Linked DNA regions of Homo sapiens: region 2 is linked to region 1. The links are chromatin loops, found by intact Hi-C in ENCODE. Cell type or tissue: heart left ventricle. All regions are shown on one strand. Each heading gives the region's core, and the rest is flanking DNA. Links, peaks and the distances in the headings are about the cores only. Region 1 holds the start of FABP6-AS1 (FABP6 antisense RNA 1). Region 2 has its middle 20 kb from the start of CCNJL.

Region 1 (11,204 bases), core at 1,764-9,763:
GTAATCCCAACTTTGGGAAGCCGAGGAGGGCAGATCATGAGGTCAGGAGTTTGAGACCAACCTGGCCAACATGGGGAAACCCCATCTCTACTAAAGATACAAAAAATTAGCGGGGCATGATGCGTGCCTGTAATTCCAGCTACTTGGGAGGCTGGGGCAAGAGAATCGCTTGAACCCGGGAGGCAGAGGCTGGAGTGAGCTGAGATCATGCCACTCCACTCCAGCCTGGGCGACAGAGCAAGACTCTGTCTCAAAAAAAACAAAAAAGCAAAAAAACCCACATAATATTCTACATGTATCCACAGTGATTCAAACTTAATATACACAGAGAAAAGTATACATCCTCCTAGGTACACAGATAGAAGGACACATATACATCATGTTTCATACATGCATGCAAATCTATGTATAGTACAACAGACATAAATGCACACGGGCAGTATGCATTTCTACACAGAGCCACACATACTGGTTACATCGATGGCAACATTATTTTTTCCTACCCACGTCTAAACAGCCACAAAGTGCATACCCACAGCTCTGAGGGCTGCTTGGCTATGAGCACCCAGGACTGAAGAAAGTTCAGGAAATAGTTAGGAGAGGGACTTACAGACCAGAACACCACTGAGGAGTGAGGAGGTCAAGTCCAGGGTGGCTTGGACATGCACGGCAGCACCTGGGTCATGGATGCTAGACACAGCACCAAGGCAAGCTGTGATTAGAGTGTTTCCACCTTCAAAGGCGAAAAAAACCTTACTCTCACCTACCCCAGGACCTTCGTCCATACAGAAGAAAAACCTACTTTGCCCTTCAAACAGCTCTTTTTGTTTTCCTCATAGGCAAATAATTGAGTTAGACGTTGCATGAAAGTCAATTTTTTTCCCATTTATGCCACTGGGCATTCTAGGTAGAAGGAAAAGTGCAAAGGCAAAGAAATGCAAAATAGCACAGTGAGTTTAGGGGATTCCAGTGGAAATGAGTTTGCAGCAGAAACTGAGGATATGACAGAAGATGAGGTAGGGAAATGGGCAAGGGCCACGAACCTAGATTTACCTCTAAACTCCCATGGCCCAATCCATTCATCCGACTCCCAGGGTCACATGACTTTGCTCCCAGGCCTGCATCTTCCATCCATCAGCTTTTTCATGCCAAACACCCAAATTAAATGGATAACCAAGACATTTTAGGAGACAAGGTAGCAATAGTCAGATTTTCTTTCTGGCTTTTGTATGGGGTTATTTAGGTTTTCTGCTCTAAATTACCCTTCTTTTGTTTCTTTTTTATAACAGAGAGGAGTTACCAAGGACATTCTTGCTAAATTAGTTTGTATTTATTATTCAACAGTGTAAATCATCTTTCAAAAATGTCATGTTTCCAAGTTTAATAAAAAGTATTTCCAAAACAGTACATATGGTATGTTCCCATTTTGGATAAAATGTTTGTATGTATATTTATATGTGTATATAATAAGGTCTGGAAGTAAATACACACCAACTGTTAAGCAATAGTTACATATGAGAGACGGGACTGTAGGTCATCTTTACCTCCTTTTTTTTTTTTTTTTTGAGATGAAGTCTCGCTTTTGTCCCCCAGGCTGGAGTGCGATGGCATGATCTCGGCTCACTGCAACCTCCGCCTCCCGGGTTCAAGCGCTTCTCCTGCCTCAGCCTCCCCAGTAGCTGGGATTACAGGTGCCTGCCACCACGCCCAGCTAATTTTTGTATTTTTAGTAGAGACGGAGTTTCACCATGTTGGCCAGGCTGGTCTCAAAATCCTGACCTCAGGTGATCTGCCCGCCTTGGCCTCTCAAAGTGCTGGGATTACAGGAGTGAGCTACCGTGCCTGGCCATCTTTATCTTCTTTAGACTTTTCTGCATTTTTTCTCAATTTTATGTAAAAAATTTCTGAATTTTATGCATTTTTCTGAATTTTATGTTACTTTTATCATCAGAAGAAAATGATTTTAAATTATTTTTAAAGTTTAAGGCTGGGCTCAATGGCTCATGCCTGTAATCTGAGCACTTTGAAAGGATGAGGCAAGAGGACTGCTTGAAGCCAGGAGTTTAAGGCCATCATGGGCAATATAACTAGATCGTTTGTCTAAAAAAAAAAATTAGTCAGGTGAGGTGGTGCATGCCTTTCATCCTAGCTACTTGGGAGGCTGAGGTGGGAGGATCGCTTGAGCCCAGGAGTTTGAGGCTGTTGTGAGCTAAAATCATGCCACTGCATTCCAGCCTGGGTGACAGAACAAGATGCTGTCTCTTAAAAAAAAAGAAAAAAGTTGAATCTACATTGCAATAGTTTGAATGTTTGTCCCCTTCAATCTCATGTTGAAGCTTACTACCCCATGTAACTATAGCAAGAGGTGATAGGATCATGAAGACTCTGCCCTCATTAATGAATTAATCCACTAATAAATTAAAGGATTAATGGGTTATCATAAGAGTGGATTAGTTATCATGAGAGTGGGAGCCAGGCACTGTGGCTTATGCCTATAATCTCAGAACTTTGGGAGGCCAAAGCAGGAGCATTGCTTGAGGCCAGGCATGCAAGACAAACCTGGCCAACATAGGGAGACCCCATTTCTTTTTTTCTTTCTTTCTTTTCTTTTTTTTTTTTTGTAGGGAGTCTCACTCTGTTGCCCAGGCTGGAGTGCAGTGGTGTGATCTCGGCTCACTGCAACCTCTGCCTCCCGGATTCAAGCAATTCTCCTGCCTCAGCCTCCCAAGTTGGTGGGATTTCAGGTGCCTGCCACTACACCCAACTAATTTTTTGTATTTTTGGTAGGGACGGGGTTTCACCATGTTGGCCAGGCTGGTCTCAAACTCCTGACCTTGTGATTTGCCTGCCTCGGCCTCCCAGAGTACTGCGATTACAGGCGTGAGCCACTGCACCCAGCAGGGAGACCCCATTTCTAAAAAAAAAAGAATTAGTCAAGTGTGGTGGCTCACACCTGTTGTCCCAGCTACTCCAGAGGCTGAGGCTGCAGTGAGCCATCTTTGCATCACTGCACTCTGATCTGGGCAACAGAGCAAGACCCTTTCTCAGAAATAAATAAAGGTCTGGTGTGGTGGCTCATGCCTATAATCCCAGAACCTTGGGAGGCCAAGGCAGGCAAATCACTTGAGCCCAGGAGTTTGAGACCAGCCTGGGCAACATGGTGAAATCTCTCTCCACAAAAAAATAAAAAAACAAAAATTAGTCGGGTGTGGTGGCCCACACCTGTATTCCTAGCTACTTGGGGGACTGAGGCAGGAGGATTATTTGAGCCTGGGAGGTTGAGGGTTCAGTGAACAGTGATTGCCCCATGCACTCCAGCCTGGGTGACAAAGTGAGACCCTGTCTCAAAAAATTAAAATAAATAAATAAAGCCAGTTTGGCTCTCAGTGAGCTCCCCTTGCCATGTGATGCTCTGTACCGTCTTGGTATTCTACAGAGAGTCCCCACCAGCAAGAAGCCTCTCACCAGTTGTGCCCCCTAGACCTTGGACTTCCCAGTCTCCAAAACTGCAATAAATCATCGTCTTTTTTGTCTTTTTTTCCTTTTCTTTTATTTTTAGAGACGGGGGTCTCACTATGTTGCCTAGGCTGGTCTTAAACTCCTGGCCGGAAGTGATTCCCCAGCCTTGGCCTCTCAAAGTGCTGGGAGTACAGGCATGAGCCACTGCGTCCAGCCCTTTTCTATGTCTATATATACAGTCTCAGGTATTCAGCTGTAGCAACAGAAAGCAACCTAAGACATACATTTTAATCAAAAGTATAATAAGAAAATTTCAGGAAGAAGTGGGAAAAGGAGACATACAATCAACCTGTGCACAGTAGAATCCTCCTGGTGTCTTCAGGAGACCCGACGTGATCTGACCAGGGGAGTCTTGCAGCTCCATTCTCTGTACCAAGGCAAGTCAAACAGGTAAAGCAGATCACAGAAAGGGCTCTGACCTCAAGAAACATGTGATCTAGGTGGAAGCATGAGTCACATATGCATGAAAAACACAGCAGGCAATGAATGACAGGTAAGCTGGAAAGAGAATTCACCTGGTTACCAGGAGATATGGGCTCTGTTCCTAGTTCTGGCACCCAGTGATGACCTTGGGAGCCCAGTGGCTTCACCTCTGTGAACTTTAATCTCCTTATCTGTCAAAGGGTTTTAATGACAATAATTGAGAAGCTGTGATCATCAGATGAGATAACCTATCAGTGACTGCTCTCTGAACTGTGGTACAAGTTACCTTTCAACCTGGAACAGCACCTCAAACATGAAGGAATCTATCCCTATGGTGGAAATTCAGGCCCAAGCAGTGGGCAAGTGGGGTAGATCATGTGGGGACAAGGCCACCTTTGGTTGGCCCTTAAAAATACCAGAACACAGGGGCAGCCTGCACAGCTCTAACACTGCAGAACAGAAGTCAAGGTGGGCATTCTTGCCTCAGCTCGAAGACCTGCACAGCCTGCTCACCTTTGTAGAGCAGTGCACCCCAGGGAGAAAACACAGGAGCAGCCACGTCTCAGCCTTCTCAGAATGTCCAATCCTTTTCATAATTTAACCGCTTGCTCTGCATAATTACTTTTCTCCTGCTTATGAGCTTAGAGCAATAGTAGTTCCCAATAACTAGAGATTTAATAAGGCTAAATTACAACGAGTGTCCTGCAGAATTACACACCGCATTAACACCAAATGAGTTCATTAGAAATTCATTAGGAATGATTTCTGCGGCTGCCACAGGAATTAATCACGGTTTGCCAGTGGCAGGAGAGGGGGCAATGAATGATTGCATGGGAGCGGGACGACCTTTTGCCATCTGACTTTCTTCTGAAGCAATATCTTTCAAGGGTCATGGGCTGCTTTGGTAGGGAGATTGCTTGGACGTTGTTAGACATGCCTCTCAATCTTCTTCCTTCTTCCCAGCCACTGCCCTAGATCAAACCTGTAGATGTTGGAGTCGGACCCTTTTTCTGTCCTGGGGAGCTGAGAAGTCATCATGGGCACTTATGTTCTTGCCTGCCCAGTATCCTTTCCCCCTTCTTCTGTCAGTGTACTTCTGTGTTTCTTGGAGAGCTGCTCCTTGAAGATACTGCTGCATGTGGGTCTCTGTGGGACTGTCAGTTAAGAGCCTCCACTGGCCTCACCCACCCCCAGAGGGAATACATGTCCTCGGCTGAGCCCATTGGGCTTTCTCTCCTGGTATTTTTTAGTAGCTGATATTTATGAAGTGCTTGCTAGGTGCTGGCCCCCTTTCTAAGGATCTTCATGTACTGAGCATCCAACCCTCCCATTGCCAGTTAAGGAAGTGGGCTTTATTTTTAGCTCTATTCTGTCAACGAGGACACCCCAGTACAGAGGTTAAGTGACTTGTCCAAGTGACAGAGCCTGTAACTGTCCAAGCTGGGACTTTGAGTCATGAGTGCAGTACTATAAGGATGAAGGATTGTTGAAGGTAATCAATGGGTTGGCAGTGCCCCAGGGACTGTCCCTTCCTTCTTGCTTCCTGGTGCTATGTGCTATCTGGAGGCCTGGTGGTGGAGCTTTTTCATCCTTTCTATGAGTTACTCCATACGTTTCCAAAAATTTTATTTTTTGGTTTGTCACCAAGAGTCCGTGTCTGCTACTTAGATCTGTAAGAGCTTTGGCTGATGCCTGAGCCGACCAACAAGTATGTAAAGGCCCAGGTATAGACACTGCACAGTTATAGGCCCTGCCCTGCACAGGCCAAACAGAAACATAAGGCAGGCTTCCTGCCTTCCAGCTGCTTATATCTCAGATAGAAAAACAACAACAACAATTTCATCCTGTGCCTTCCTATGCAAGTTCTTTTTTTTTTTTTTTTTTTTTGAGATGCAGTCTCCCTCTTATCGCCCAGGCTGTAGTGCAATGGTGTGATCTCAGCTCACTGTAACCTCCGCCTCCTGGGTTCAAGCTATTCTCCTGCCTCAGCTTCCTGAGTAGCTGGGATTACAGGCGCCTGCCACCACACAACTGGCTAATTTCTTTTTCTTTTTTGAGATGGAGTCTCTCTCTGTTGCCCAGGCTGGAGTGCAGTGTCACAATCTCGGCTCACTGCAACCTCTGGCTCCTGGGTTCAAGCGATTCTCCTGCCTCAGCCTCCCAAGTAGCTGGGACTACAGGCACCCGCCACCATGCCCAGCTAATTTTTTGTATTTTTACTAGAGACAGGGTTTTACCATGTTAGCCAGGTTGGTCTCCATCTCCTGACCTCATGACCTGCCCATCTCAGCCTCCCAAAGTGCTGGGATTTCAGGCATGAGCTTCTGCGTCTGGCCCTACAACTGGCTAATTTTTATTTTTATTTTTTGGAGACGGAGTCTCACTCTGTCAACCAGGTTAGACTGCAGTGGCACGATCTCCGCTCACTGCAAGCTCCGCCTCCCAGGTTCACGCCATTCTCCTGCCTCAGCCTCCTGAGTAGATGGGACTACAGGCACCCACCACCACGCCTGGCTAATTTTTTTGTATTTTTAGTAGAGACAGGGTTTCACCGTGTTAGCCAGGCTGGTCTCGATCTCCTGACCTTGTGAGCCGCCTGCCTCAGCCTCCCAAAGTGTTGGGATTACAGGTGTGAGCCACCGTGCCCGGCCACAACTGGCTAATTTTAAAAATATTTTTGGTAGAGACAGGGTTTCAGCATGTTGGCCAGGCTGGTTTTGAACTGCTGACCTCAAGTGATCTGCCCGCCTCGGCCTCCCAAAGTGCTAGGATTACAGGTGTGAGCCACTACGTCCAGCCCTCCTATGCAAGTTCTAAGTGGAAAAGAGCCAGGATGGGATGGATTGGGAGGAGGAAAGATTTCATAGAAGGCACATGAGCTGGGTAGAATCTTTGGGGAGAGGTAACTGTCACGGACACTCTTTGGGCACCTATCCAGCCCACAGTCCCTTCTTCAAGAACTGTCCACCCAGAGCAGTTGGCCCTCACGGTCGAGATGGTTGGTACCACATGACGCTTTTGGTGGGATCAAGCATCTGTACCCTTTTCTATGTTTAGAGAACTTTCCACTACATGGGGCCCAACGAAAGGTGGGCCCACCTTCTAGTACAAAGCTGAAAAGGCCAGTACTCATGTCCCGTTTGTCCCATCGCCCGATGGCAATGAGGGTGCATGGACATGAGGTGGGCTCAGCCTCTGCAGCTCATGATACAAATAAGCAGGGACAAGAGAATCCATTCTGGTGGTGGTGGCCATATTCTATGCCCAGGGAAATGGTGGCTGCAGGGTCCGCATGCAGTGCTACCCTTGATAGGGGTGCAAATTGCCCAGTCCAGCCTTTGGCAGCAGAATCCTTACAAAATCATTTCTGTGATGTGATTGTGGCTGTGGTTCTAGCTGTTTGTCCTGTCCTGTCTCTGTCTGTTTTCCAAGCCTGAAAAGTCTGTGATCCAGTCGATATCCTTTTGATAAATTTCTTTTTTGCTCAAATCAGTTTCCATTGCTTGCAATTAAGAGCGCTGCTATGAGGAGCTCTGCCTCCCTGCACAGAGCTGATTGGACCAGAGATGCCCACTTGACTCAGGATAGGCCAATCAGATTATTTCTCTTCTGACTCAGGTTCTGAGAGCTGTGTTGTCTGCGTGCACATGGGTGAGCCGGAAAGGAGACCTGCAGAGAATGAAACAGACACATAAAGGAAAGGTATGGGGTAGAAGAAGGGAGGGAAGGGTTCCTGACGTTTTTCAGATTCTGGTTCTAGTTCCTCATGAACCTAGACTTTGTGTCCTATCCCTGGGCTCCTTGAGATCCTTCTGCATTGTTAGAATATTAGGTTGCACCATCTGAAATTGTTGTTTTTATAGGTCAAAAAGGTCAAATATCAGCAGTTATACATGCTGATGGTTCAACTTTATAAATCACCTTTTTTATTTTTTAACCTAAGCTAGCTCAAGTAGGTTTTGCCTGCCTTTCTCTTTCTTTCTTTCTTTCTTTCTTTCTTTCTTTCTTTCTTTCTTTCTTTCTTTCTTTCTTTCTTTCTTTCCTTCTTCTCTCTTATAATTTTTATTACAGGGTCTCATTCTGTCACCCAGGCTGAAGTGCAGTGATGTAATCATAACTCATAGCAGCCTTGAACTCCTAGGCTCAAGTGATCCTCCAGCCTCAGCCTCCCTATTAGCTGGGATTACAGGCACGTGCCACCATGCCTGGTTAATTTTTTAAATTTTTTGTAGAGACACAGTCTTGCTATGTTGCTCAGGCTGGTCTTGCACTCTTGGCCTCAAGCAGTCCTCTCACCTCAGCCTCCCAAAGTGCTGGGATTACAGATGTATGTCACCACACCTGGCCTCAAGTGGATTTCGTTTTCTTTTTAATTTTGTAGAGACGGGGTCTCCCTGTGTTGCCCATGCTGGTCTCGAACTTCTGGACTCAAGTGATCCTCCTGTCTCAGCCACCCAATGTGGCTGGCATGAGCCACCATGCCTGGCCTCAAGTGGATTTCTTGACTTGTGACTCAAAGGACCTTGTCTACAACAGTCAGAAATTTCATCAACTGGCCAGGTGCAGTGTCTTATGTCTGTAATCCCAACTCTTTGGGAGGCTGAGGCAGGAGGATCACTTGAGCCCAGGAGTTCACGACCAGCATGGGCAACATAGGGAGACCCTGTCTCTATAAAAAGAAAGAAAGAAAGAAAGAAATCCCATCAACTCAACTCAAAAGTGGGTTGTGGAACAGGCAGAGACACAAAACAGAAGCAGAAAATAAAGGTTTTCCCTGTCTGGCAGATACTGTTCCTAGTGAGGTGGCTGCCCTGCAGAACTTCCCAGCTTGTCCCTGGTCACCATCTCAGAGGTCACTATCCTCCACTAGTTTATGACCCATGGCCATCCAGTGGAACTTCAGCTGTATTCCAGTTGCCTCAAATAACACTGTTCATGTTAACACATAGTTTTGAATAATGCTATTGTTTTTGTTTTCCCCATGTTGTGGTGTTTCCTATTGATGTATACAATTTTATTTTCCTAACCTCACTGTCCAACAAAAGGAGAATGGCTGAGTAAGTTGTGATATGTCTGTACAATGGATTACAATATGGCCATTAAAAGTGATGGTGGGCTAGGCGCAGTGGCTCACACCTGTAATCCCGGCACTTTGGGAGGACAAGGTGGGCGGATCACCTGAGGTCAGGAGTTCGAGACCAGCCTGACCAACATGGTGAAACCCCGTCTTTACTAAAAATACAAAATTAGCCGGGTGTGTTGGCAGGTGCCTGTAATCCCAGCTACTAGGGAGGCTGAGGCAGGAGAATCACTTGAACCCTTGAGGCAGAGGTTGCAGTGAGCCGAGATCATGCCACTGCACTCCAGCCTGGGTAAAAAGAGTGAAACTCTGTCTCAGAGAAAAAAAAAAAAAAGGTGACGGTGGCCAGGCATGGTGGCTCACACTTGTAATCCCAAAACTTTGGGAGACTGAGGCAGAAGGATTGCCTGAGCCCAGGAGGTTGAGGTGGCAATGAGCCATGATTTTGCCACTGTACTCCAGTTTGGGTGACAGAGCAAGACCTTGTCAAAAAAAAAAAAAGAAAAAAAGAAGTAAAGGCATGAGGAATTAGAACTGGGGAAGTGGAGGTGGTGGGAATTTTGTAAGAGACTTGATAAGAAGGTAAAGGTTATTTCAAACCAGCTGCTGTTGTGAGGAATGGGGTGGGATTCATCCAACAAGGAGAGGAAAGAACCAGTGAGTATCCCAAAGCCCTGCTGAGGGAGGGTCATGAACTTGAGGTGGTGTTACCCTCCTCCCCAGTTGCGCCACTTCTTCTGGCTGCAGGTGTAAGTCCTGCAGATGGGAGGTAGAAGGACAAATGCTTTCTTGTGTGTAAGGATGGGGCCTGGGAAGCCAATGTGGCGGAAGGACATTGAGGGTCCTGGCAGAGTAGGGATACATCCATGGGCTGGATAGGAAAGCAGATGAGGCTGAGTAGGGGATGAACTGGGGAAAATTGATGAGCTGCGAAGCTGGAAGCTTCATTCAATGGGGTGAGACAATTTTGTCTTCTGCTGTGTATCTCCATCCCCTAACACATAGCCTTGTGCTAGTAAGTACTTATTGAGTGAATGAAATGATGAATATATGACTTACAGTTCTCATTGTAATTTTTTTTTTTTTTTGAGACCAAGTCTCACTCTGTCACCCAGGCTGGAGTGCAGTGACACAATCTCAGCTCACTGCAACCTTTGCCTCCTGGGCTCAAGTAATTCTCCTGCCTCAGCCTCCTGAGTAGCTGGGATTACAGGCACGTGCCACCATGCCTGGCTAATTTTTGTATTTTTAGTAGAGATGGGGTTTCACCATGTTGGCCAGGTTGGTCTCGAACTCCTGACCTCGGATGATCCACCCACCTCAGCCTCCCAAAATGCTGGGATTACAGGCATGAGCCACCGTGCCTGCCTGGCCCTCATTGTAACTTAACAGACTGGCATTCCACTGCTGGATCAGACAGCCAGCAGGATGCATGGTGGTAGCAAGCACCACTTAGTTCAGAAAAAACTGAATTCCTATCCAAACTTAATCAATGACTGGTTGTGTAACCTTGGACAAGTCACCTAACCTTTCTGAACTTAGACTTTCTTTTCTGTAAGTAGGGATTATTACAGCCCTCTCAGAAGTTTGTTGCATGGATTAACAGAGATGCCATGTGTTGAGTGCTTAGCATGGTTGTCTGGTGCTTTGGGGTCATTCACTAAGTACCAAAGGAGCAATCAGTCTCCAAGACCCTGATTGGTTCTGAAGGCTACATGTAATCAAATTGTTCCTTTTAGTTAGTGGACAAGAGTGCAGGACCTGTAGCCAGACATCCTCCTCCGCTTACCACCTGGACATGTTATTTCTGAGCCTCTGTTTCCTCATCTACATGATGGGGGTAATATCAGGACTGACATACAAGACTGGTTGGGAGGATAGGATGATAATTTATGTAAAGCATTTAGCACAGGACTTGGCGCATTGCAGGTCCATGTTAGATCTTGGCTCTCAGTATTTTCCATCAACTGAGATGCTCCATGGGGGCAGCAAGTTTTGTTGAGGGCAGAACAGGACTTTTGGATGTCAGTTAGAAATGGCATAAGGCATAGAGTGGAGCTGTTAGGCAGGCAGTTGGATATACTAAGTTCAGAGTAGAGATCTGAGATGGAGGAAAAAAATTAGAGTCATCAGCAAAAGATGATATTTAAAGCTATTGGCTGGATGAAATCACCAAGGGAAT
Region 2 (11,204 bases), core at 1,233-9,232, 120 kb after region 1:
GCAAGTGAATATGCGGATAGAAGGCTGTATCATTAGTTTTGATGAGTATATGAACCTTGTATTAGATGATACAGAAGAGATTCATTCTAAAACAAAGTCATGAATACGACCGAGTCGGATCATGCTAAAAGGACATAATATTACTCTGCTACGAAGTTTCTCCAACTAGAAATGAACAATGAAGTGAGAAATTGTTGAGATGGATACAGTTTGTTTTTAGATGTTTTTTGTCCAATATGAACATTTATTCGTATTGTTTTGATTACCCTTATGTTATTACAAGATGGCAATAAATGCTATGGGATTGTTTGTATTTAAAAAAAAAAAAAGCTCAAAGTCTAAAGTCAGATTGCCTGGACTCATACTCCAGCTGTGCCACCTATGTGAGCTGGGTGAGTCTTTGTTTCCTCGTCTGAATATAATGAGGATAACAGCAGTGCCTACCCTTGGATTGATGAAAGGAGTCCATTCAACTAATATTTAGTGATAGCTACTTTGTGTCAGGCACTGTGCTAGGCTCTTGGGAGCATCAGTGAGCAAAACAGCCACATTTCCACTTAGGAAGAGCTTAACTTAGGAAGATGTTGGGGGAAATGGAGCAGGCAGCAGACACCACTGATACCTGTTGCACAGCCACTTGGGCCACCACTGAGTTCAGCCACAGCCATAGGGGAAAGCTTTGACTCTTCTCTGGCTGCCAAAGCCTTCTCCAATGCAGCGATGTAGCTGGAACCAGTTTGGCTCTCAGGCAAGCACAACCTGGAAGGGAGGAATTAATGCCCAGAGGCAGCCCCCAACAAGGTGGGCCAGGAGTTGGCGATAGAGGATATGGCCCCCGTCCTTCAGAAGAACAACTCTGGGAGGCATTCTGTATGACCCTTGTCAGAGGTCCTGGCAGGATAAAGCTCCAGAGTAAGGAGAGACGCTAGTAACACCCTCACATTGACTTTGCACTTTTCCTGTCTCACCTTCCCTGCTTTCTGGCAACATTATCCAAATAAACTATCTGTATCCAAACCTGTTTCAGTGTCGGCTTTGGAGGAAATCCAAAGAAGAACAAATTGTAAACAAACAAAAACAAAAAAACAATACAAAAAAGTAGTAAGTGCCATGCAGAGAATGAAAACAGGTGTGAACAAAGTGAGTGATCAGACACCCCCTGACACTGGGGCCATGGAATGCCTCCATTGAGAGCTGAGTGACAGGAGGAATCCAGCCATGCCCCGGCTAGAGGATGAATACTCTGCAGAGGGAACAGCTGGTACAGAGGCTCACGCAGGAGTGCGCGTGGCATGTTAAAGAAGAGAAAGGGCAGCGAACCTGGAATTTAGTGGCTGAGGAAATGAGGTGAAGAGGAAGGCCAGATTGTGAGGGACTTTCCTGTAACCCAGGTATACTGATTTGGGACTTTATTCTAAATGCCATGGATGAGAAGTCATGGGAAGATTTTAAACACAGGAGGAACAGGGATTAATCTTCAGTTTCAAAATGTCACCCTGGCTGCAGCATGAGAGTGAGTTAGAGTAGGCAGTGAGTAGAAACAGGACACCCGTTAAGGAGGCTACTGCAGAACTCCTGGCAAGTGATACCGGTGGCTTGGACTGGTGTTGGAATAACGCGGATGAAGAGAAATAGATGATTTGGGATATGTTTTGTAAAGAATAATGGCGGACTGGGCATGGTGGCTCAAGCCTGTAATCCCAGCACTTTGGGAGGTCAAGGCAGTAAGATCGTTTGAGCTCAGGAGTTCAAGACCAGCCTGGGCAACACAGCAAGATACTGTCTCTTAAAAAAAAAAAAAGACTGGGCTTATTGGCTTACTCCTGTAATCCCAGCTCTTTGGGATCACGAGGTCAGGAGTTCAAGACCAGCCTGACCAATATGGTGAAACCCCGTCTCTATTAAAAATACAAAAAAAAAAAAAAATTAGCCGTGCGTGGTGGTATGTGCCTGTAGTCCCAGCTACTCAGGAGGCTGAGGGAGAAGAATCTCTTGAACCCAGGAGGCGGAGGTTGCAGTGAGCCAAGAGCACGCCACTGCACTCCAGCCTGGGCAAGAGAGCGAGACTCTGTCTCAAAAAAAAAAAGAAAAAGAAAAAATGAATAATGGCAACACACTAGGCCCTACTATATGCACAGAAAGATTGAGTAACTTATCCAAGGTTACCCAGGGCAGAGATTTGAACCAAGACCATCTGGTTCCACAGTCTGTACTCTAACCACGAGGCTCCCCTGCCTCACTGGAACCCATGCCTTGGCTGAGGAATCCGACATGGAGGTAAAGGGAAGAGGAAGCTAGGAGCCAAGCCACAGTCCTGGAGGTCCAGGTGTTAAAAACAATTTATGAGACAAAAAAACATTGTTTTGGACTGAGCCCCTATACTAGGCCCCAGCAGACCAGATCAAACCAGAATGGAGTCCCTCATGCTAGGTGCTATGTAGTCAAACTAAACTTAGAAACAGGAGAGTTTCTTGAAAAACAAGAGATTCACAGCAACCAACCCAAAGGGGCTCATCAACCTGAGCCAGTATGATAAGGAAGTCTTCTTTTTTTTTTTTTTTTTTGAGACAGAGTCTCGCTCTGTTGCCCAAGCTGGAGTGCAGCGGCATGATCTCGGCTCACTGCAAGCTCCACCTCCCGGGTTCATGCCATTCTCCCGCCTCAGACTCCAGAGTAGCTGGCACTACAGGCGCCCACCACCACGCCGGCTAATTTTTTGTATTTTTAGTAGAGATGGGGTTTCACCGTGTTAGCCAGGATGATCTCGATCTCCTGACCTCATGACCCACCCACCTTGGCCTCCCAAAGTGCTGGGATTACAGGTGTGAGCCACTACGCCCGGCCTCTTCTTTAACCCTCTAAGGAAAGTAACTTGGAAATGACCCATCTGCTTTTTGATCCTTGTTTCTACTTTCTTCAGCCTTTTTCTGCCTATAAAGCCCACCACCTCTGCTCAGCTCATTGGAACACCTTTCTATTTTGCAGATGGGATCTGTCCAATTCATGAATTGCTAATAAAAGCCAATTAAATCTTTGAAACTCAATTTGTTGACATTTCATTCTTTGAGACAGGTATTGTTAGGACACCCGTCCGCTGTCCTCCACATCACCACTGTGGTTATGGAGAGACCACCACCCTCTCTTTGCTCCTGGCAAGACCCCCACCCCTGCCTCTTTCCAACACAGACTCATCACCATGACCTGCCTTGAGACCACAGTGAGGCACCTGAGCCTTCTTCATGTCTGTTACTATAGAAGCTCAGGTCTCCCCTTGCTCCTTCAGATTTGAATCCTCATGTCCCGCCTTGCCATTGTCCCCAATTCTGACCCTGTCTCCTGAAACCTGCCACTCTGTTCTGGACCCTGGTCCAAATCTCTCAGGGTCCCCTTGATCTTCTTACTCTCATTCCTGGGCTGCACATTCATATCACCTCAAGGGCTTAAAAACATCCTGAAGTCCAGGCTCCTCACCAGACCAATAAAATAAAATTTCAGATTGTGGCATCCAGGTATTGGCATGTTCTCAAAATTCCCCAGGTGTTTCTAATTTGTGGCTGGGTCAAGAACCACAGATGGAACAGACCCTGGCTCTCCCTGAGAGCTCAGCTGCCTTAAGTGGTGGCTGTGTTCACTTCCTGCCGCCTCCGCACCATGGGCCTAAAGGTGTCGTGGGCTCCTCTCTCCTCTCGGCTCCCCCTTGTCACTGCCATTCTCTTCTCCATCATTGTTCCTGTAAAACCTTCAGGCTTTAAACCTCATGTCTTCAAAGTGCACCTCCTGGCCACCAGGTCACCCCTGATTGCTTGAGGATTTTAGCTCCTGGCTCATGATCACTCTCTCTAACACTGCTCCTGTCTTTTCTTTTCTTTTTTTTTTTGAGACAGAGTCTCCCTCTGTTACCCAGGCTGGAGTGCAGTGGTGCGGTCTCGGCTAACTGCAACCTCCTCCTCCTGGGTTCAAGCAGTTCTCCTGCCTCAGCCTCCCAAGTAGCTGGGATTACAGGCATGCGCCATCATGCCTGGCTAATTTTTGTATTTTTAGTAGAAATGGGGTTTCACCATGTTGGCCGGGCTAGTCTCGAACTCTGATCTGCCCACCTTGGCCTCCCAAAGTGCTGGGATTATAGGCGTGAGCCACTGTGCCCGGCCCACTGCTCCTGTCTTAATTCTCAGTGTTTTCAATATCCAAACAGATAGATGGACCTTCTGAGACTCTGATCCCCTGTCCTCTAATCCCCTGTCTTCCATCTCACCTCAGCTGTTCCTTGTGATGGTCTTGCACCATCCATGGTCTCAGCGTCCAATAACTCCTCGACCACTCACCACTTATCACTTGCCATCTTTCCAGCTCACCCTCACTAGGACCCAGACCCCAGTTATCCTTGAAGCCCTGAATCTTTTCTTTTCTTTCTTTCTTTCTTTTTTTTTTTTTTTTTGTGAGATGGAGTCTTGCTCTGTCGCCCAGGCTGGAGTGCGGTGGCGTGATCTTGGCTCACTGCAAGCTCTGCCTCCCGGGTTCACACCATTCTCCTGCCTCAGCCTCCCAAGTAGCTGGGACTACAGGTGCCCACCACCACGCCCGGCTAATTTTTTTGTATTTTTAGTAGGGACAGGGTTTCACTGTGTTAGCCAGGATGGTCTTCATCTCCTGACCTCGTGATCCGCCTGCCTCAGCCTCCCAAAGTCCTGGGATTACAGGCGTGAGCCACCGTGCCCAGCCCGAAGCCCTGGATCTTATCTCCTCTCTGCTGTCTCACCTCCTCTCTTCTCACCTTTTCCAGATTCCATTCCAAAGTCAATCAGTGGAATCAATCATTTGCATCTACCCTTAACCCTCTTGACTTTCTCATAACTTGCAGCATCCACTTGGTCAACCTTCAACCCAGGTTCAATACAGCTGCCTGTTCTGCACCAGATCCTGTGCACTGACCGTGATGGGACAGAAACACAGCCATACTAATGGCCTTCCAGTAAAGTCACCATCATTAAGCACAAATGGGTTTTCCATTTGGCTGAGCAAGCCTACTATATTTCTCTTGTCTGGTGGGTCTCAAGGATGGTCCCTGAACCAGCAGCATCAGCATCATCTGGGAACTTGTTAGAAATGCAAATTCTCAGACCCCATGTCAGAGCTACTCAATCATAATACTCTGGGGGTGGGCCCAGCACTCTACTTTAACCAAGCCTCTGGTGAGTCTGATGCATGGGCCCCAGTATATACCATTGCTAGAATCTGTTTCCCCTCCCTCTCTCCAAGATGAATATTTCATGCCATCTCTTCTCCCTGCTGACGTCTAATACTTCCTCACCCCTCCTCACATTCAGCTAGCTTCCTTATACACTAAGAACATAGGAAAAATCAGAGGAACTTCCACAAGCTCCCACACCACACCTCTGCCTCCTCTTACTGCACCTGTACCCACACATGCTGCCTGCTTTCTTTTATTGAGGACACACTGGCCATCTGGCCTTAAAACCAGGCCCCACGACTTCCCTGGTCCAAGCTGCCACCAACTCTCCACTGGATAGTGGCAAAAGCTCCCTAACCAGTCGCCTTACATCTGCCCTTGCCCCTCTCCCCAACTTTGCCCAGCCAGAATGACTCCATCAAAATGCAATTCACATTCTTCCTTTGCCCAAAACCCCTCAGTGATTCTTCATCTCACTCAGAGTAAAGGCCTATACCTACAGGGCCCTGTGTGATCTGCCTACACCTTTGTTAACCTGTCTGACCTCATCTTCTCCCACGGTCCCCACCCTGTCCACCTGCTCCCACCACACTGGCCTCTTGCTTGTCCTCAGACATTCTGGGCATGCTCCCACCTCAGGGCCTCCACACTTGCCGTTCTTCCCAGCCCCACATATCTGTACAGCCAGCTCTCCAATATCCTTCAAGTTTTTACTCCATGTCATCTTAGCAGGGGGGCTTTTCCCAGCCACCTATTATAGTTTCAACTACTGACCCTTCCATATGTCTTCTCTGCTTTTTTTTTTCTCCTAGTCCTTAGCACTATCTAATAGACTACATATTTGGCTTTTAAAATCTTGTTTACTCTCTGTCTCCTGGGTGGAGCATAAAGTCCATGATGGCAGAAATATCTTACACTTTTCTTCTCCATCGCAGTGCCCAGCTGAGTGCCAGGCATAGAAGTGGATCAGTGAATTAAGACCATCAACCTCATCAACGATTCTCTTCCTCCGCTGGGCATGGTGGCTCACATCTGTAATCCCAGCACTTTGGGATGCCAAAACAGCAGGATTGCTTGAGCTCAGGAGTTTGAGACTGGCCTGGCCAACATATGACTACCCAGTCTCTACAAATTTTTTTTTTTTTTTTGAGATGGAGTCTCGCTCTGTCGCCCAGGCTGGAGTGCAGTGGCACGCTCTCGGCTCATTGCAAGCTCCGCCTCCCAGGTTCACGCCATTCTCCTGCCTCCGCCTCCCGAGTAGCTAGGACTACAGGCACCCGCCACCACGCCCGGCTAATTTTTTTGTATATTTTAGTAGAGATGGGGTTTCACCGTGTTAGCCTGGATGGTCTTGATCTCCTGACCTCGTTATCTGCCCACTTCAGCCTCCCAAAGTGCTGGGATTACAGGCATGAGCCACCGTGCCCAGCCCAAAAATTTTTTTAAAAAGTAGCCAGGCATGGCAGTGTGCACCTGTAGTCCCAGCTACTCAGAAGGCTGAGGTAGAAGGATTGTTTGAGCCTAGGAGGTCAAGGCTGCAGTCACCCATGATCACACCACTGCACTCCAGCCTGGGTAACAGAGTGAGACCCTGTCTCCAAAAAAAAAAAAAAATCCCTTTCTATTTTCCCTCTAGCTAAGAGAACAAGCTTCCACTATAATCCCCTTAGGTGGAGTTGTTTTCTGTCCCTCTCCCCTTGTACCAAGAGGACCAAGCGGAAGGTGGTGACCCCTGCTCCCCATCACCACACCCAAGCCACTCTCCTTCCCTTCTCTACGCCCCCTTGCTTAGCAATTCACATCATCAGACTAGTCCATCTTGCCCCTGTATCCTGTGGACCCCCAGGGTTTTCCCCTCACTCCTAGAAGAGCTGAGTTGGTGCCTTGCTGTTGCAATTCCAACATTGCTTCATCAGAATTCTTGGTGATTTTGCTGTCTTGGTAGATGATTCATCCAAGACCCAGGTTTTTCAGTTCCTTAAAGTCCTATCCAACAATCGTATTCTCCACCCTAACTCAGCCACTTACTCTGTGGCCAAAACTCAGACTCTGTTGTTACTGATAATTGCAAACCATCCATTTCAGGAATCGCATGCTGTGACCAACAACACTGTCTTGCCAGCTCACCCCTCAGGCACCCCAACTTCAGCAACCACCCTACTCCATTGGGTCCTCCATCCATTGATCCCTCCACCTTTTCACTGCCTCGCCCACCGCTGTCATGCCCGTGCTACACACAGTGCAGATTCCATGGCTCACCATTAAATCCTTTGGTTGTACACAATCTCCACTAGGCTGCCTACTCTCGATTCATGATTTTTACCCAGCAAAAACCCAGCCCTTATCAAAGGCAACATTCCACCTACTCAGCACCTGCGCAACCAGAGGGCACAATAAAATGATACAAATCCATGCCGATGGCCTCACTTTAAATCAATCACAATAGCTATTCTCATAGTGCTCTCCATGGGCAAGGTACCATTATAGGTGCCTGACATACAGTAAGTCATTTAATCCTCACGACAACCTTATGAGATACTACTATTATCATCCTCATTTCAAGATGAGAAAACTGAAGCACAGAAAGGTTAAGAGACTTGTCCAAGATCACACAGCTGGGTGGAGGAATTAGAACAGAACCGGCAATTCAGCCCCAGAATTGATACTCAGGACCACTACACTGGCCTCTCGGGATCCATGAACTTCACACACCGCTGTTGTCGAGCATTTCTCCCACAATTCCTTTGGCCAGCCTTCTCACATGAGACCTGGCATCAGATCCACCTGGAGGGTTTGTTAAGAACAGATGGCTGGACCCCATTCTCTGGGCTTCCAAATCCATGACAAGAAAATGTGGGCTGATGATGAGCCTTTCCAACAACTGCCCAGGCGGTGCTGCTGTACAGTTCAGTGACATTAATTACATTCACACTGTTGTGCAACCATCACGACTGTGTCCTAATGTTTTATATATAGATTATACATTTTGGCCGGGCACAGTGGCTCATGCCTCTAATCCCAGTACTTTGGGAGGCCAAGGTGGGCAGATCACTTGAGGTCAGAAGTTTGAGACCAGCCTGGCCAACATGGTGAAATCCCATCTCTACTAAAAATACAGCAATTAGTCAGGTGTGGTGGCATGCGCCTGTAATCCCAGCTACTGGGGAGGCTGAGGCAGGAGAATCACTTGAACCTGGCAGGCAGAGGTTGCAGTGAGCAGAGATCATGCCACTGTACTCCAGCCTGGGCAAGAGAGCGAGACTCCATCTAAAAGAAAAATTACATTTTAATATATCTGTTTATATATAATGTAGACTATATAGTTTATGATCTATTTATATATCTATATTTTTATGTACCTGGATATATAGAATTTATATATTTTTATATACAGAAAATCCCAAAGAATCCACAAGAAAGTTGCTAGAGTACAGCTTCCTATTGTCTCTTGCCTGGGCATGTTTTGCCTCCATTCCTCCACCCAAAATGCTCTTTCAAGGTCTCTGATCTCCATCTTGCTAAAGCCAATGGTCAACACTTAGTCTGCATCATCTGATATGGTTGATCATTCCTTCGTCTTTCTTTCTTTCTCTTTTTTTTGAGATGGGGTCTCTGTTGCCCAAGCTGGAGTGCAGTGGCGTGATCATAGCTCGCTGCAGCCTTTGAACTCCTGGGCTCAAGAGATCCTCCTGCCTCAGCCTCTCAGATAGCTGGGACTATAGACAAATGCCATCATGTCTAATTTTTTTTTTTGAAATTTTTTTTTTTTTTTGTAGAAACAATGTTTTGCTTTGTTGTCCAAGCCATTCTCAAATTCCTGGCTTCAAGTGATCCTCCCGCTTCAGCTTCCCAAAGTGCTAGAATTACAGGCATGAGACACTACACCCAGACCCCTTGCTCTTTTTAACAGTATCTTTGGTTTCCAGCATCACAGTCTCTTGATTCTCTTCTAGCTCTGTAGCAACCACTTACTTTTCAGTCCTCCTCATCGTCCACAATCCAAATACCAGAGTGTCCCAGGACTCAGTCTTCAGACTCTCCCCTTCTTTATTTGAATTCTTCCCCCTTGTGATCTCTCTAGAACCATGGCTTAAAAGCCATCTATAGACTGAGGACTTCTAAATTTATATCGTCAGTCCAGAACTCTTCTCTGAACTCCAGACTCATACATTCAACTACCCATTTGCCATCTCAACTTAGTTGTTGATGACAGTCCTCAAAAGAATATGTCTACATCAAATGTCTGGAACCTGTGAATGTGGCCTTATTTGGAAAAAGGGTCTTTGCAGATGTAATTAAGGGTCTTGAGGTGAGAAGATCTCTAAGAGGGTCCCTAAGTCAAATAGAAGTGTTCTTATAAGACACAAAGAGAGGAGAACCACTCAGAAGAGGAGAAGGCTGTGTGACCAAGGAGGCAGAGACTGCAGCAATGCAGCTGCAAGTCAAGGAATGCTGATGGCCACCAGAAGCTGGAAGAGGCAAGGAACAGAATCCAACCAAGATCCTTCAGAGTAAGCGCGGCCCTGCTGCTGACATGTAGATGTCAGACTCTGGGTTCCAGAACTGTGGGAGAATCCATTTCTGTTGTTTTAAGCCACAGTTTGTGGTAATCTGTTATGGCAGCTCTAGGAAACTTACACAGATGTTTTATAGACATCTCTGACACAATGTTTCTCAAAACAAACTCTATTTACTCACCTCCTGCTCCCATCCACAGAGCCTGCTCCTCCCACTCCTCCCAGGAGCAGTGTTTCCCATCCTGGTGAAGGGCAATTCCAGCCTTAAAGTTGCTCAGGCAAAAACCTTTATGTCAGTGTTGACCCTTCACTTTCCGTCACAGGCCACATCCAAATACTCAGTGAAACCTGTTGGCTCTATCTCCAAAGACGGCCAAAATTACATCGTTTCTTACCTCTTTCCTGCAACCACTTGGGGCCAAGCTCCCATCATCCCTTGCTGGGATTTTTTTTTTCCTCCCTCCCTCCCTTCCTTCCTTCTTTCTTTTTCTTTCTTTTTTTTTTTTTTTTTTTTGACAGGGTCTAGCTCTGTTGCCCAGCTTGGAGAGCAGTGGCACGATCATGGACTACTGCAGCCTCTGCCTCCTGGGCTCAAGCAATCCTCCCACCTCAGCCTTCTGAGTAGCTGGGGCTACAGGCACGTACCACCATGCCCGGCAAATTTTTGATTTTTTTTTTTTTTAGGGTGTAGAGACAGGTTTTCACCATGTTGCCCAGGCTGGTCTTGAACTCCTGGGCTGAAAAGATCCTTCTGTCTCGCCTCGCCTCCCAAAGTGCTGGGATTACAGGTGTAAGCCACCGAACTTGGCTGCTGGGATTATTAAACTAATCTCCTGTCTCCCTCTTTTGTCATTGCCCCTCACAGTCTATTCTCAAATAGTAGCTGGAGGAATGCTGTTATAATTGAAACCAGACTTCATCGCGCATCTGCTCAAAGCCCTCCAATTATTTCACGTCTCACTCAGCATAAAAGCCAAGTGGTTACCAGTTCTGCAGGGCCCTACATGATCTGGGTGCTTGTAACCTTTCTGAGGTCATCACCTGCCACTCTCTTCCTGTTACTCTGCTCCTTGAGCCAACCATGTTGACTCCCACCTTAGGGACGTTGCATTGAGAATGTCGGGGGTTGGGAAGGAGCTGGTAGAGCTCCTTCCAACAAAATGTTGCCAGGTTACATTTTGTGCCATTGGAGATTTGTAGGCATGAATTGAAAGTAGGCCCAATCAGCACAGTTACGTGTTCTTCTTAATATTTAGTTGGAAATGAGTGAATTGTGAACAAATGTGAACCTGAAAGAACCAATCCTTCAAGATAGATCCTGAGTGGCTAACTGGGCCTAAATTTAAAATAGAGCCAAATGACCATTTGCTGACTACAGATCACACACATACTCTGAGTTCTGCAAACACCCCTCACCTCCGTTTAATTTTGGGACTTTCAGGGCTCACCTCAACCAACCAGAGCTCACCTACTTCAGCCAATCAGGGCTCAGCTGTATC

Evidence for each region. Hi-C counts contacts between places; a loop is a spot of excess contacts. Peaks named below come from ENCODE experiments on the same cell type or tissue, not always from the same donor. Only the 100,000 strongest peaks of a DNase experiment are listed, where the experiment ranks them.
Region 2: it touches region 1 in a loop (2.0-fold over the local background); 8 of 110 quality-filtered maps call a loop at or near these places.

The regions. Positions count from the first base shown.
Region 1 is chr5:160,206,176-160,217,379 of GRCh38, forward strand. It overlaps FABP6-AS1 (FABP6 antisense RNA 1), which reads right to left and starts at 3,895. Exons shown (of 4, transcript XR_941148.3): 1 at 3,802-3,895. It also overlaps a transcript of FABP6 not described here. In heart left ventricle, for the core only: no CTCF peak of the experiment used is centred there; no DNase peak of the experiment used is centred there.
Region 2 is chr5:160,326,805-160,338,008 of GRCh38, forward strand. It overlaps a transcript of CCNJL not described here and the pseudogene SNRPEP1. Among named protein-coding and RNA genes, the nearest start is that of CCNJL, 20 kb to the left of the region's middle. In heart left ventricle, for the core only: no CTCF peak of the experiment used is centred there; no DNase peak of the experiment used is centred there.